Linked DNA regions of Homo sapiens: region 2 is linked to region 1. A link is a contact called in ENCODE Hi-C or POLR2A ChIA-PET data. All regions are on one chromosome and are shown on one strand. Each heading gives the region's core, a stretch centred on a gene start or an enhancer-like site at or near the end of the contact. The rest is flanking DNA. Distances are from core to core; before and after follow the strand shown.

Region 1 (7,685 bases), core at 2,296-4,795:
GCCGAGGTCAGGAGATTGAGACCATTCTGGCTAACACGGTGAAACCCCATCTCTACTAAAAAATACAAAAAACTAGCCGGGCATGGTGGCAGGCGCCTGTAGTCCCAGCTACTTGGGAGGCTGAGGCAGAAGAATGGCATGAACCCAGGAGGCGGAGCTTGCAGTGAGCCAAGATCGCACCACTGCAGTCCAGCCTGGGTGACACAGCGAGACTCCGTCTCAAAAAAATAAATAAAATAAAATAAAATAAAATGAACACAGACATCTCTAAAAACACATCTCATGCCAAGCAAACCTGTAAGTTCTAGACTGGAAATCCAATTTGCACCCTGTGCAAATCCAATTTAGGCTGGCAAGGACTAAATATGACCAGTTTAGCTTTCAAGGAGGAAGACTACAGTGCAATTACTTTACGGCAACAGGTTGGTTAGTGGTGATAGGCCCCTGGAGAGATGACTTGAATTTTTCCTTCTCAGGCTTCCCTTCAGTGGGCCTTCTGTGAACTGTCTGTGGTCTGGTGATAAAGCTAAAAGAGAAGTGGGCAAGAGCAAACCAGGAAGCGGGGAGGGCAACACAGAGATGCAGAGCATGCTCAAAGAGGAAGGGGGCAGGAGTTGTTGAGGCCACAAAGCACCTTGGGCTAGAAATTGTATGGGTCTCTACAATTCAACCAGAGACAGACATTTTTTGAGCACCTACTGATGTACAAGGCATTCGGCTGTCATTTGGGAAGGAGAGAGAATGCAAAATGCTAAAAGCAGCAAGTTCAAGCTTACAAAAATGTAGCTGAATGAGAAGTCAACAAATAGGTGAAAAAGTACAGGGCTTTATCCAGAAATAATAAGCAGTCAAGTTTGAAGTAAAAGGAAATGAAGATAAGTTGTAGCAGATAAGACCAGACAGAGAAGCAGGCTGAGGTCAGGCAGTGCAGGACTTGACCACTATACTAAGGAATTTGAGCTTTATTCTATAGGCAACAGGGAGTGGTACAATATTGAAGTTCACATACAAAATAGTAGAATACGATCAAAGTTATGTTCTAAGGAGATCCCTAAAGGAGAGGGAAACTTGAGGTTGGGAAGACTTACAAGAAGACTACTGCAACAGTTCAGCTAAGAGGATACCAACATGAATAAGGGGGATTTTGAAATGTGGGTAGATAGGAGAGGCACTGCAGAAAAAAAAAAATGAACAGAATTTGCTTATTAGACATGAGAGCAGAGGGAAGAGTCAAGGATACCCTGAGGTTGTTAGTGACTGCATTCAGAAATATGAAAATGGAGGGAGGAAAGGAGTAAGTGCAGTTCTTTTTTTTTTTTGAGATGGAGTCTCGCTGTGTCGCCCAGGCTGGAGTGCAGTGGCGTGATCTCTGCTCACTGCAACCTCTGCCTCCAGGGTTCAAGTGATTCTTCTGTCTCAGCTTCCCAAGTGGCACGCAGATTACAGACGCAAGCCACCACACCTGGCTAATTTTTGTATTTTTAGTAAAGACAGGTTTTCACCATGTTGGCCAGGCTGGTCTCAAACTCCTGACCTCAGGTGATCCACCTGCCTCAGCCTCCCAAAGTGCTGAGATTACAGGCCTGAGCCACTGTGCCCAGCCAATGCAGTTCTTATCAGGAAGAAATCCCCCTAGGATAGACCCTGAAGACAGCAGCCAGGTTCTCAGTTCTCAGAGGTGAGCATTTACCATTTCTTTTTCTTTTTTTTTTTTGAGACAGAGTCTCGCTCTTGCCCAGGCTGGAGTGCAGTGGCGTGATCTCGGCTCACTGCAACCTCCACCTCTGGGGTTCAAGCGATTCTCGTACCTCAGCCTCTTGACTAGCTGGGACTACAGGCATGTGCCACCCTGCCGGGCTAATTTTTGTATTTTTAGTAGAAACAGGGTTTCGCCATGTTGACCAGGCTGATCTCAAACTCCTGGCCTCAAGTGACCCGCCCACCTCAGCCTCCCAAAGTGCTGGGATTACAGGCATGAGCCACCGCTGCTGGCCAGCATTTCCCATTTCTAATTGTATTTCCCAAATGAAAGCACGTCTAAATAATTAGCATTGCTTAAGTCCTGTGTGACTTTCCAGGAGGCAAACATTCACTCCCATTTTAAAGACATAAGAGGAAAGTTGAGACACACGTTTAATATCGTACAAAGAGGTCAAGCGCGGTGGCTCATGCCTGTAATCCCAGCACTTTGGGAGGCAGAGGCGGGAAGATCACTTGAGGTCAGGAGTTTGAGACCGGCCTGGGCAACACAGGGAGATCTCGTCTCTAAAAACAAAAAGAGGCTGCGCATGGTGGCTCACACCTGTAATGCCAGCACTTTGGGAGGCCAAGGCAGGCTGAATCACTTGAGGTCAGGAGTTCAAGACCAGCCTGGCCAACATGGTGAAACCCTGTCTCTACTAAAAATATAAAAATTAGTCCAGGCATGATGGCTCACGCCTATAATCCCAGCACTTTGGGAGGCCAAGGTGGGCAGATCACCTGAAATCAGGAGTTCAAGATCAGCCTGGCCAACATGTTGAAACCCCGTCTTTACTGAAAATACAAAGAGTAGCCAGACATGTTAGCACATGCCTGTAATCTCAGCTACTTGGGAGGCTGAGGCAGGAGAACTGCTTAAACCCAGGAGGTGGAGGCTGCAGTGAGCAGAGATCACACCACTGCACTCCAGCCTGGGTGACAGAGTGAGACTCCGTCTCAAAAAAATAAAATAAAATAAAAATAAAAATAAATAAAAACAAAAAGAGAAAGTAATAGTGCACCAAGGAACCATGAAGAAAAGAAAAAGAAAAATGTCCAGGCCTCTTGACATCCACTTTGTTTAAATTCTCATCATTGGCATTCCAAGAAAGAAAGTCTCTTCTCATTCATATTTGCTAGCTTCAGTTCATGTATGGATCACCAATAACAAAACTGTTAGAGCGTAATTTATTTTATATATTTATCTATTTAAATTTAGAGATATCACTATGTTGCCCAGGCTGGTCTGGAACTCCTCAAGCAAGACTCCTGCCTCAGCCTCCGAGTAGCTGGGACTACAGGTGCGCACCACTGTGCCGGGCTAACAGTATATTTTAAGTAGCAAAGAAAAACATGCAAGTCAGCTAGCATCTATCCTCCAACAGTACAGTATCTTTCCTCTAATAAATATATTGATGCCTCCCTCTTCCTGAACTGTCCCTCCCTGAGGATTTTTCTGTTCAAAGCTCCACTTCTAACTGAGTGTTTGTGGGTCACCTCACTTGCTCTCAACAATAACTGCAGAATTCCAAAACAAACTGTTTTCAGAAGAAAAAAAGAATCTTTAGGGGGTTCTCTTGTACTAGAAACATAAAACTGGATTAAATGGCCCAAAGAAGGAAAATGGAGAGGGGAACAACAAAAGGAAGAAGAAAAACGAATACAGTTCTCTTTTGTTTAAGGAAACAAAGTGACTTAAAATAAGTTACTTAGGAGCCTGCAGAGCTTCCCACAACGGTGGAAATGATGGGCAATATTTGTTCTCTAAGATAAACAAAAGCAAATTTATTTTCTCCATGCTAAAAGGATATGTTGGTCACACAAGTTTTACCTATTAGTACTGACAAAACAAGATGAAAGAGAGAGTGAGAGAGAAAACCACCCCGGGGGCTATTTTGCTAACATGCTCTCTGGCTTCTACTCTGGTAAACTAGGTTACCCTTTATGTTACCCTGAGATATAAATAGCATTCATTTCCTTTCACTGGCATGACAGACTTTAATACTTTGTTTCCTGGGTCCAGAAGAAAAAATACTTAAACACATCCCCTTGTAAATTTGAGTTACTACAAAGCTGGTTCATTTCTTTTTTTTTTTGAGACGGAGTCTCACTGTCGTCAGGCTGGCATGCAGTGGCGTGATCTCAGCCCACTGCAACCTCCGCCTCCCAGGTTCAAGTGATTGCTTCAGCCTCTCAAGTAGCTGGGATACAGGCGCACGCCACCACGCCCAGCTAATTTTTTATATTTTAGTAGAGATGGGGTTTCACCACGTTGGCCAGGATGGTCTTGAACTCCTGACCTTGTGATCCGCCCACCTCGGCCTCTGAAAGTGCTGGGATTACAGGCTTGAGCCACCACACCCGGCGAAGCTGGCTCATTTCTAATCAACTTTGGATTAAAAAAAAACAAAATGTATTTGCTATTACTGCTTTGTTAAAATAGCCCAGAATGGCCCCTGTGGGACTTCTGAGTAGCCATTTCCTTTTTAGTGCATAGTTCAAAACCCTCCAGAACACAGCTCCAGGTTTTGCATGTACCCAGGATGCAATGCAGGTGAACATTTTACAGACTGACTTGGATAAGTACTGGGCCCTGTACAGGATCCTCAATGGGGTTTTCTGAATAAGAGCAACTTCAGTTGCTAGATGGAAATAATGAGGTATTTCTCCCAAATCAGACTTCACTCTTTTTAAGGAAAGAAAAAGCTGCAAAAGGAAGTTAACAGCATCCCTGGTCATCTAGTGGTTAGGAAGAAAAAAAAAGAAAAGAAAAAAGATGTTAAGAACAGTGAGGCCAGGCGCGGTGGCTCACGCCTGTAATCTCAGCACTTTGGGAGGCCCAGGCGGGCAGATCACAAGGTCAGGAGATGGAGACCATCCTGGCCAACAAGGTGAAACACCATCCCTACTAAAAATACAAAAATTAGCTGGGTGTGGTGGCGTGCAGGTGCATGTATGTAGTCCCAGCTACTAGAGAGGCTAAGGCAGGAGAATTACTTGAACCCGGGAGGTGGAAGTTGCAGTGAGCCAAGATCGTGCCACTGCACTCCTAGCCTGGTGACACAGCAAGACTCCGTCTCAAAAAAAAAAAGGAGCAGTTAAATAAGTGCAGGAGCAGAAAGACTCCTACCAATCTACCGATTCAACTACCAATCTAAAGTCAGTGCAAGCTGGGCTTGGCAAGAGAATCACGTGAACAAGCTGCCACTCAACCAAAAGCATTACCTGACTTCAACACCACAAGTTACCTCCTAGACACTGGTCTGAACCTGAAGACGTGGATTCCAGTCTGAAACTAGCTCCATTTCATTTTTCTTTTTCTTTCTTTTTTTTTTTTTTTGAGACAGAGTCTCGCTCTGTCACCAAGGCTGGAGTCCAGTGGCGCAATCTCAGCTCACTGCAAGCTCTGCCTCCCAAGTTCACGCCATTCTCCTGCCTCAGCCTCCCGAGTAGCTGGGACTACAGGCGCCCACCACCATGCCCGGCTAATTTTTTTGTATTTTTAGTAGAGACGGGGTTTCACCATGTTAGCCAGGATGGTCTCAATCTCCTGACCTCGTGATCCGCCCTCCTTGGCCTCCCAAAGTGCAGGGATTACAGGCGTGAGCCACTGCGCCCGGCCTCATTTTTCTACTATAATCTCTACCAAGCTCAGCCTAACACTCCTGAATTCAGCAGAGACAAATCAAAGAAAAGAAAGGACATTTTGAAAGAATCATCAAAGATCATTCCTATCTCTATTAATGCAAAGGCAAAGAATGAAGACCAGATTCACCTATCCCCCAAAATGCCTGGGCCTCAAAGGTGCTCTATGCCCTTGGCTCACGCTACAAGGAACACTGTCCTGCTGGGCCAACCCTATACTCTCTTACCTCTATCTACGTATTATCAGACCCCTCTCAGTCAGACTGCCAGCTCCTGAGGGGTGCCTTTGTTTCTCCTGCCGTGAATCAAAAACAGCTTTTTTTTTTCTGAGGGGACAGAGTCTTGCTCTTGTCACCCAGACTGGAGTGCAATGCCGCGATCTCAGCTCACTGCAATCGCCACCTCCCGGGTTCAACTGATTCTCCTGCCTCAGCCTCCCAAGTAGCAGGGATTACAGGTGCCTGCCACCATGCTCAGCTAAGTTCTGTTTTTTTGGGGTTTTTTTGTTTTGTTTTGTTTTGTTTTGAGATGGAGTCTCGCCCAGGCTGGAGTGCAGTGGCGCGATCTCGGCTAACTGCAACCTCTGCCTCCCAGGTTCAAGCGGTTCTCCTGCCTCAGACTCCCGAGTAGCTGGGACTATAAGCGCACACTACCATGCCCAGTTAATTTTTTTTGTATTTTTAGTAGAGATGGGGTTTCACCGTGTTAGCCAGGATGGTCTTGATCTCCTGACCTTGTGATCCGCCTGCCTCAGCCTCCCAAAGTGCTGGGATTACAGGCATAAGCCACTGTGCCTGGCCTAATTTTTATATTTTTAGTAGAGACAGGATTTCGTCATGTTGCCCAGCCTGGTCTTGAACTCCTGATCTTGTGATCCGCCCACCTCGGCCTCCCAAAGTGCTAGGATTAGGCATGAGCCACCGCGCCCAGCCAAAAACAGCATTTTTAAGCAACCATTTGCCTTGGTTTCTCTAGGCTATCAAGTAGTGGGTATTTTGATCATATGCATATAGGAAAAAACAAATCTACTACTCCGTTTCCCTTGGGGCCTGTATCGACATCCAGAGGCAGCCCAAAGGGTTCTTCCCACCTGTTATAGAAGATGTAACTCTCCTCTGAGGCCAGAACAACTCTGGAAACAGAGATGACCCAAACAGAACTGGAGAGCTTGATACCATTTCTTACCAATTTTAGCAGCAGCAACTTAGCAATTAACAGTGTCACCCAGTCACTTACTGTAGGTATTACGATAAGATAAAAAAAAATTTTTTTTTTTTTGAGATGGAGTCTCGCTCTGTCTCCCAGGCTGGAGTGCAGTGGCACGATCTCAGCGCACTGCAACCTCTGCCTCCTGGGTTCAAGCGATTCTCCTACCTCAGCTTCCCAAGTACCTGGGATTATAGCCATGTGCCACTACACCCATCTAATTTTTGTATTTTTAGTAGAGACAGGGTTTCGCCATGTTGGCCAGGCTGGTCTCGAACTCCTGACCTCATGATCCGCCCGCCTCAGCCTTCCAAAGTGTTGGGATTAAAGGCATGAGTCATCGTGCCCAGCCAGAAACAGCATTTTTAAGCAACTGTTTGCTTTGGGTTCTCTAGGCTATCAAAAAGTGGGTATTTTGATCATATGCATATAGGAAAAAACAATCTACTACTCTGTTTCCCTTGGGGCCTGTATCGACATCCAAAGGCAGCCCAAAGGGTTCTTCCTACCTGTTATAGAAGATGTAACTCTCCTCTGAGGCCATAATAACTCTGGAAACAGATGACCCAAATAGAACTGAGGGGCTTGATACCATTTCTTACCAATTTTAGCAGGAGCAACTTAGCAATTAATAGTGTCACCCCACTTACTGTAGGTATTTTAAGAGAAAAATTTTTTTTTTTTTCGAGATGGAGTCTTGCTCCGTCTCCCAGGCTGGAATGCAATGGCACGATCTCGGCTCACTGCAACCTCTGCCTCCTGGGTTCAAGCAATTCTCCTACCTCAGCCTCCAGAGTACATGGGATTACAGGCACCTGCCACCACGCCCATCTAATTTTTGTATTTTTAGTAGTGACGGAGTTTCGCCATGTTGGCCAGGCTGGTCTCGAACTCCTGACCTCAGGTGATCCGCCCGCCTCAGCTTCCCACAGTGCTGGGATTACAGGCATGAGTCACCACGCCTGGCTGACAAAATTTTTAAAACTATTTATTTATTTATTTTAGAGACAGTCTCACTATGTTGCCTAGGCTGGAGTGCAGCAACTAATTCACAGGATCAATCATAGTGCACATCACCCTCAAACTCCTGGGCT
Region 2 (7,685 bases), core at 2,942-5,441, 1.3 Mb after region 1:
AACCAGGTAGAGGAGGTTGGTTTCCCCAGGAAAGACTGGCCAGTCTCCCATCTGGGGGCCAATTCTGGTAGCTAGAGCTCTGGGCCAAGTGGAGCAATTGGCCAGTCTGGAAGGGCCTCATCGTTCATTGTCAAAGTTTATTGATTGATTGATTGATTGATTGAGACGGAGTCTCACCCTGTCACTCAGGCTGGAGTGCAACCTCTGCCTCCCAGGTTCAAGCAATTCTCCTGCCACAGCCTCCCAAGTAGCTGGGATTACAGGTGTTTGCCACCATGCCTGGCTAATTTTGTATTTTTAGTAGAGGCGGGGTTTCACCATGTTGGCCAGGCTGGTCTCGAACTCCTGAGCTCAGGTGATCCACCTGTTTCTGCCTCCCAAAGTACTAGGATTACAGGTGCGTGCCACCACACCCAGCTAATTTTGTATTTTTAGTAGAGGCGGGGTTTCACCATGTTGGCCAGGCTGGTCTCGAACTCTTGAGCTCAGGTGATCCACCTGCTTCGGCCTCCCAAAGTGTTAGGATTATAGGCGTGAGCCATCATGCCCGGCCCATTGTCAGATTTCATTTAATATCCCTGTTTTCACTGAGACACCTGGCTCCTGACCTCACACGGGCCTGAAGACTTCCAACCAATCTTGTTTTCAGCCTTACTCTGCAGCATGCCTTCTCCTACCAAGTCTTCAGAGGTTCCTGGTGCTTCCAATTTCTGAGCCTTTCTGGGATTCTGCAGTACAATTTACCTTGTTTCTTATTGTTGCCCATTTCCTGCAGGCACTTAGCAGAGAGAAAGAAAGCTGACATTTAAGTTTTCGACCATTTGTTTATCCACACTCCAGTGTATCAAACTTTTGTTGCTATTTCTTATTCTTATTTTCTGTGGGTTTGTGCCATTTTAATTCTCTTACTGTCACTTTTCTGAGGTTTCTGAAAGGGAGCTAAATGTGCTTATTAAATTTGTGATGGATACCCCAAAGTTGGCAGAAGTTAATCTTCCCAATTTACTTACCTCTCTCTGAGCCTCCTCAACCCCAACCCAAATACACAAACCCTGTGGTTCATTCTAGTGTCACTTGTACTTTCTGTTTTTCATTCTCTTCCTCATGCTATCTCTCCTCCTGGAGTGTTTACTCTTCTTATTTCAGACTGTTGAAATCCTATACATTCTTCTAGTCCCAGGTTATATTTCTTATCTATGGAAGCCTTTTTTTTGACTTCCCCAACAGGAAATGACCATTTCATTGACTGAATTTCTGAAGTTCCATTCACTGAGTTCTTATAGTCTTGCCCTCCTGACACAGCCTGTACTGCTTTATGTTAAGACTATCTGTATACATATTTCTCCAGTTAGATTGTAAGCTCTTAAAGGATAGTAGCATAAGACTGGCTTTGTAATTTTTTTTGTTATTGATAACAATCAACATAGTACCTAGGCAACTAAATATTTCACAGAACCACAGAATTTTAGAGCTGGAAAAGAATTTAGAGATCTAGAATGTGAACTCATTTTATGAATGAGTAAACAGATCCAGTGTAGTTAAACGATCCTGAAGTCATTTAATAAGCCAAGAACAGAACTGGACCTATAATCGTCTCTAGTTCTGTAATGTCTAAATGCATTGATAAAATCTGATATGTGCTTATTTAGATATTCTGGTTTATCAAAGGTTAACCAGAGAGTGCTTTTTGTTTCATTCTTGTTGAAAATTTTTGTCAATATCTTTTTGGTTTTAGTAATTAGGTATGCCATAGGTAATTTCTTTTCTTTTCTCCCTCCTTCGCTGCCTCTCTCTCTTCTTTCTTTCTTTTTTCCTCCCCTCCCCGCCCCTCTCCTCTCTCTTCCTTTCTCTTTTCTTGTCTTTTCTTTCTTTCTTTCTCTTCTTTTGTGTGTGTGTGTGTGTGTGTGTTTGTTTTTGTTTTTTTTTTTTTTTTTTGATGGAATCTTGCTTTGTCACCCAGGTTGAAGTGTAGTGGCGTGAGTAGCTGGGACTACAGATGTGCATCCCCACACCCAGCTAACTTATTGTATTTTTTCATAACAACAGGGTTTTGCCATGTTGCCCAGGGTGGTCTCGAACTCCTGGGCTCAAGAAATCTGCCCTCTCGGCCTCCCAAAGTACTGCGATTACAGACGTGAGCCACCGCCTTGTGCTGTCTCTCTTTTTCTCTTTCTCTCTCTTTTTGATAAAAATCAGGATCTTGAGTATTCTGGATTTTGTCAAAAACTGAGCTGGAGGTGGTGCGGTGGCCTGTAATTCCAGCACTTTGGGAGGCCGAGGCAGGTGGATCACTTGAGGCCAGGAGTTTGAGACTGGGTTGGCCAACATGGCGAAACCCCGTCTCTACTAAAAATACAAAAATTAGCCGGGCGTGGTGGTGTGCCTGTAATCCCAGCTACTTGGGAGGCTGAGGCACGAGAATCGCTTGAACCTGGGAGGTGGAGTTTGCAGTGAGCTGAGATCGCACCACTGCACTCCAGCCTGAGTGACAGAGTGAGACTGTGTCTCAAAAACAAACAAACAAAAAAACCCCAAAACAACAACAACAAAAACTAAGCTGGATAATAGTTTTCTTCCCAGGCATATATGAGCATCAGAGACCCAAGGATTATAGGTAGGGAAAAAATGTAGGCAACTGTATTGAAGGTGCTCTGATTTTTAAGAAAATTTTAAAAATTCACTGGATATGATGTATTTGGGGTGATTCTTTCTTTCTTTTTTTTTTTTTTTTTTTAACCTAGCAGTAAAGTACAGGCCCAGTTGGGTCCTACTTAAAGTTTTCCTGTTTGACAATTTATCAGGAATTATTATTGCTTAAGATAGCTTTGAAGTAAATTGTCTGTGTCAAAGACCTTCCTCCACTTCTCTCACTTACCTAGCTCTTGGCAGCTGTTTCCAAAATGTTTGCACTAACTCCATAGATTCATGTCTGAAGGATTAGATACTCCAGGAACATCTATTGGGAGAAAGTTTAACTACAACTGTTGTCCATTTTTCAATTAATGTGCCAGTCACTAATCAAAAAAACAGATGCTGTCGTTTTCCTCATCCACTACTTGGGACACCTAAGGATGGATGGACAGATACTTAAGAGGCTGCCTCCTTCTTCTGAGATTGGGCTTTTCATCAGGGCTGTGCCACAGGGTGTGATGCTGTGTGATAGCAGATGGCTCTGCTTCATGCCCATTACTTTTTGTTTTATCCAAAGTAGAAGCTGTGGTCCCCAGATTTTAGAGAGTAAGGGCTTAATCATACTCATTGGCTTTTCTGCCTTTGCCTGTTTCTGCATTGCCACCTGGCTGCCATTAGAGGGAATTCATTACAACTCTGAGTCCCTGCAGGGAGCTGAGAGGAGCTATCCTTGTGTTTAGGATGGGACATGTGTTCTTAAAACTGGGCCAGGCACGGTGGCTCCCAGCACTTTGGGAGGCCGAAGCAGGTGGATCACTTGAGGCCAGGAGTTCGAGACCAGCCTGGCCAACATGGTGAAACTCCGTTTCTATTAAACATACAAAAATTAGCTGGGTGTGGTGGTGTATGCCTGTAATCCCAGCTACTCAGGAGACTGAGGCACAAGAATTGCTTGAACCTGGGAAGTGGAGATTGCAGTGAGCCGATATCTCACCACTGCACTCCAGCCTGGGCGACACAGCAAGACTCTGTCTCAAAAAAAGAAAAAAACAAAAAACTTAAAAATGGTTACCCAGATTTCCTTTTATGACTTGTTCAGTCAGAGGCAGCTGGGAGGATGCACGCTGGGGAAAGCATTACTCACCAGGCACACATAGTGGCCCTGACTGCTGGCAAGTAGTCTGGGCTGTGTTAAGAGTGAGTCACCTCGGGGAATGGAAAAATTGCAAGGTACTGAGGGGTAGGAGTTGTGTGCCAGTGACTGCTCCTTTTCTGTCTGCTATTTTCTCTATAAGGACTCATCACAAAACCATAAATACTGACGATCCTGTTGAGGCAGCCGTGAAGCCAACCAACTTTATGGTGATAATGTTTCCCATAAAAGGAATGAGCTGACTGGACATAGCATTGTTGCCTTCTATGTTACAGGTGTATATAGATTTTGACACAAGCTTGAACTTGTATAATGAAAGTTCCATGTGTGAGAATTTCATCAGAATAAAAGCAACACAGTTTTCTTTGTTGTTTAAAAACTTAGTCTTCTGTGTCTATCTATCTTTGTCCAGTAGGGGTCACTGAGGGTTAGGCTCTCAATAAGAGAAACACTAATCTAGTGATAAATGAGCTGGATTCCTTGTCTATTGTGACATCTTTGTATATTCAGTACTATGTTTTTTAAAATATTAGAGCAGAAACAAAAGGCGTGAACTTGTATTAAGAACTTTATGGGCGAAGCGCAGTGGCTCATGCCTGTAACCCGAGGCGGGTGGATATCACCTGAGGTCAGGAGTTCGAGACCAGCCTGGCCAACATGGTGAAACCCCGTCTCTACCAAAAATACAAAAAAATTAGACGGGCATGGTGGCGCATGCCTGTAATCCCAGCTACTTGGGAGGCTGAGGCAGGAGAATTGCTTAAACCCGGGAGGCAGAGGTTGCAGTGAACCGAGATTGTGCCATTGCACTACAGTCTGGGCAACAAGAGTGAAATTCCATCTCAAAAATTAAAAAAAAAAAGAATATTTCTGGACAAAAATAACAATCCTGGGCAAGATTCTGGAACAGTCCCCATAGACAGGGCTTCTTTTCTTCGTATCATTTTTTTCTCCATTTCTTTAAGATGTTGGCTACCAGAGTTTCCTGGAAAAAGCTTACTAGATAGATATTATTTCATTGGGGAAAAGGGTCAAAATGCCAGAGAGAGAGATTACTTAAAATGGTAATATGGCTGTTGAGGTTGACTAGATATTCTTGTCCTTTCCCTTTTTGAAGCAATGCTGTCGAAGCCTAATTTGACTTAGTCATTGAGCTGTTCAATACCACACATTACTTTCACTTACCTTCTTGCATTTGCCACTGAGGATGACTTGATGCCCTGCTAGGAGGTCTCTTGTGTGGTAATCATAATAACAAGAGTTGGCATTAATGAGTCAATGTTTAATGCTTTTTAAATAGTTAATGCTTACTGTGTGCCAAATATATTATGCATTTTCTCACTTAATCCTCACTGTAACACTGTGAAGAGGTAATTTTATTATCCCTTTTTGACATGAGATAACTATGGATTAAAGAGATTAAGTAATTGGTTCATAGATACACAACTAGAGATTGTGAAATCAGAATTTGAATATAGGTTTGGCTCACAAATTATATTTACAGCCCTGGTAAGAGAGAGAGGGAGAGAGAGAGAGAGAGAGGCAGGCACTTGGGTTTAAGAGTGAGTTTTCTTTTTTCTTTTTTTCTTTTTTTGAGACAGTTTCGCTGTTGTTGCCCAGGCTGGGGTGCAGTGGCATGATCTCAGCTCACTGCAACCTCCACTTCCTGGGTTCAGGCAATTCTCTTGCCTCAGCCTCCCAAGTAGCTGGGATTACAGGCACTCCTGGGTAATTTTGTATTTTTAATAGAGATGGGGTTTCACCATATTGGTCAGGCTGGTCTCGAACTCCTGACCTCAGGTGATCCAACCACCTCGTCCTCCCAAAGTGCTGGGATTACAGGCATGCGCCACCACACCTGGCCAAGAGTGAGTTTTCTAAGTGCTGTACCAGAGCATCTCTCACTTTATTTTCTGCCCCTCCTCTTTAGTGTTACTTTCCCTTTTCTTTCTTAAGGGTAAGACCTTCAGTTGCTGAGCTTGATAGGAAGGCCATCTAGAGTTAGATCCTGGGCAGAATCCATATCCGGAGGGATTTCCAGAAGTGGAATTTCTTTTCTTTTCTTTTCTTTTCTTTTCTTTTCTTTTTTTTTTTTTTTTTTTTGTGATAGAGTCTTGTTCTGTTTCCCAAGCTGGAGTGCAGTGGCGCGATCTCAGCTCACTGCAGCCTCCACCTCCCGGGCTCAAGGGATTCTTCTGACTCAGCCTCCCAGGTAGCTGAGACTACAGGCACATGCCACCATGCCCGGCTAATTTTTGTAATTTTAGTAGAGACGGGTGGCCAGGCTGGTCTTGAACTCCTGACCTTAGGTGATCCACCCCGCCTCAGCCTTTTAATGTGCTGGGATTACAGGCGTGAGCCACCATGCCCAGCCAAAAGTGGAATTTCTTTCTCCCTGCCTTCCTCTCCCCTCCCCTCCCCTCCCCTCCCCTCCCTTCCCTTCTCTATTGTCTTGCTCTGCTGTCTAGGCTGGAGTGCAGTGGTGTGATCATAGCTCACTGTGGCCTGAAACTCCTGGGCTGGAGTGATTCTCCTGCCTCAGCCTCCCAAGTAGCTAGAACTACAGGTGTGTAACCACTGGGCCTGGCTAAGTGTTATTATGTTTTGGAGAGATGGGGTCTTGCTATGTTGCCCAGGGTGGTCTTAAACTCCTGTCCTCAGGCAGTCCTCCTGCCTCAGCTTCTCAAAGCGCTGGGATTACAGGGGTGAGCCACTGCTCCCAGCCAAGCAGTTTAATTTCTGAATTAATAAACTATCTTCCTTCCAGCTCCAAGGAAAAGCAAAACTTACACTTGTGTTCTTGGAGACACTTTTTTCTTTTAAATTCCCAGGTAGATTTGGAAGTTCACTGTTAAAGATGGTTCGACACCCTTGTTAGTGTATGTTACCTACTAGGCCTCTCTAGAAGAGCATTTTGAGTTATTTCTGCCATAAGATGAATGGTTTTCCAGGCACTTGTTCTCGGTTGTATGTTTTTGTGGTCAAAAAAGATGCATTACCAGAAGAAATGTTTATATTTTGGGAGTATTCATAATTCACTGGGCCCAGCTTTGCCCTTTCTAGTGTGCACCCGCCCCCATTCTTGCTCTTAAGCAGTTCTCAGATCCTCTCATTCATTTATTAATTTGCTCATTCCACAAATAGTTATTTAGTGACTAAGATTTTATAAAGGAGAGCAGACATTTATCTAGCTTCAAAAACAGTCTAGTGAGGGAGTAACAATATGTGCTCAGCTGTATTATAAAGCACAAAGTGCTAAACTTTATGAGAGAAACAGATAAAGTATAATAAAAGCTCAAGGGAGGGAGAAGTTTACTTCTCACTGGGATGGAGGGAGGAACTGGAGATAATTCTGTGGAAGTACTGGCTTTAAGCTGGTCTATAGAAATAGGAGTTTAATATCTGGAGATGGGAAGGAAAAACGTGCCAGGATAATGAGGGAAATATTGTGAAGCCAGAGAGTTTTGGATTTAATTTGCTGATAGGGAGAAATGTAAAGTTTTACAGTGAAGTTATAAATAAACATTTATTAAGCATTTAAAATGTGCCAATCATTATACATGCTTCAAGGAGATTACTGTTGTGGTGAACGAGGGCAGGGTTGGTAAGTTGGAGACTGAGATTAGACAGATTAGGTAATTTAGGTGAGGTAAGTTATCAGTTGCCAAGGTTTCGTACAGTCTGAGCAATATTCATAGTCTTTGTGGTCAGATGTAGTTTGTTTGCTGCTCCTCCAAATAATGACAATTATAATCAGCAATTATTGAGCAGGTATTGAGCACCTGAAACACATTAACTCATTCATCCTTACTACAACTCTGAGACAGATGCTATTATTATCATCATTTTACAGATGAGGAAATTGAGGTTCCATGAAGTTAAGTAACTTGCCCAAAGATGC

What was found. Hi-C counts contacts between places; a loop is a spot of excess contacts on that map. ChIA-PET counts read pairs that join two places held with the same protein, here RNA polymerase II (POLR2A). Pooled maps may share reads with other maps.
Region 2: a loop to region 1 is called in a map with no recorded cell type, with 5 times the contacts of the local background. The contact joins two enhancer-like sites. A Hi-C loop is called at or near these places in 1 of 168 maps with a recorded cell type or tissue (CD8-positive, alpha-beta T cell), 1 of 37 single-sample maps with no recorded cell type and 3 of 50 pooled maps. POLR2A ChIA-PET finds 5 or more read pairs at or near these places in 3 of 52 experiments (PC-9, activated CD4-positive, alpha-beta T cell and activated naive CD8-positive, alpha-beta T cell).

What each region holds. Positions count from the first base shown.
Region 1 is chr1:37,922,475-37,930,159 of GRCh38, forward strand. The region is part of intron 7 of INPP5B (inositol polyphosphate-5-phosphatase B); the gene reads right to left. Among named protein-coding and RNA genes, the nearest start is that of INPP5B, 21 kb to the right of the region's middle. RefSeq lists an enhancer at 3,689-3,928. Within about 2 kb of position 3,546, at least 5 of the 41 ENCODE cell types and tissues checked have a DNase peak (open chromatin) inside an H3K27ac peak, as active enhancers do; they include CD8-positive, alpha-beta T cell, where a contact is called at or near this core.
Region 2 is chr1:39,188,485-39,196,169 of GRCh38, forward strand. It overlaps a transcript of MACF1 not described here. Among named protein-coding and RNA genes, the nearest start is that of MACF1, 12 kb to the right of the region's middle. RefSeq lists an enhancer at 3,024-3,566. Within about 2 kb of position 4,192, at least 37 of the 41 ENCODE cell types and tissues checked have a DNase peak (open chromatin) inside an H3K27ac peak, as active enhancers do; they include CD8-positive, alpha-beta T cell, where a contact is called at or near this core.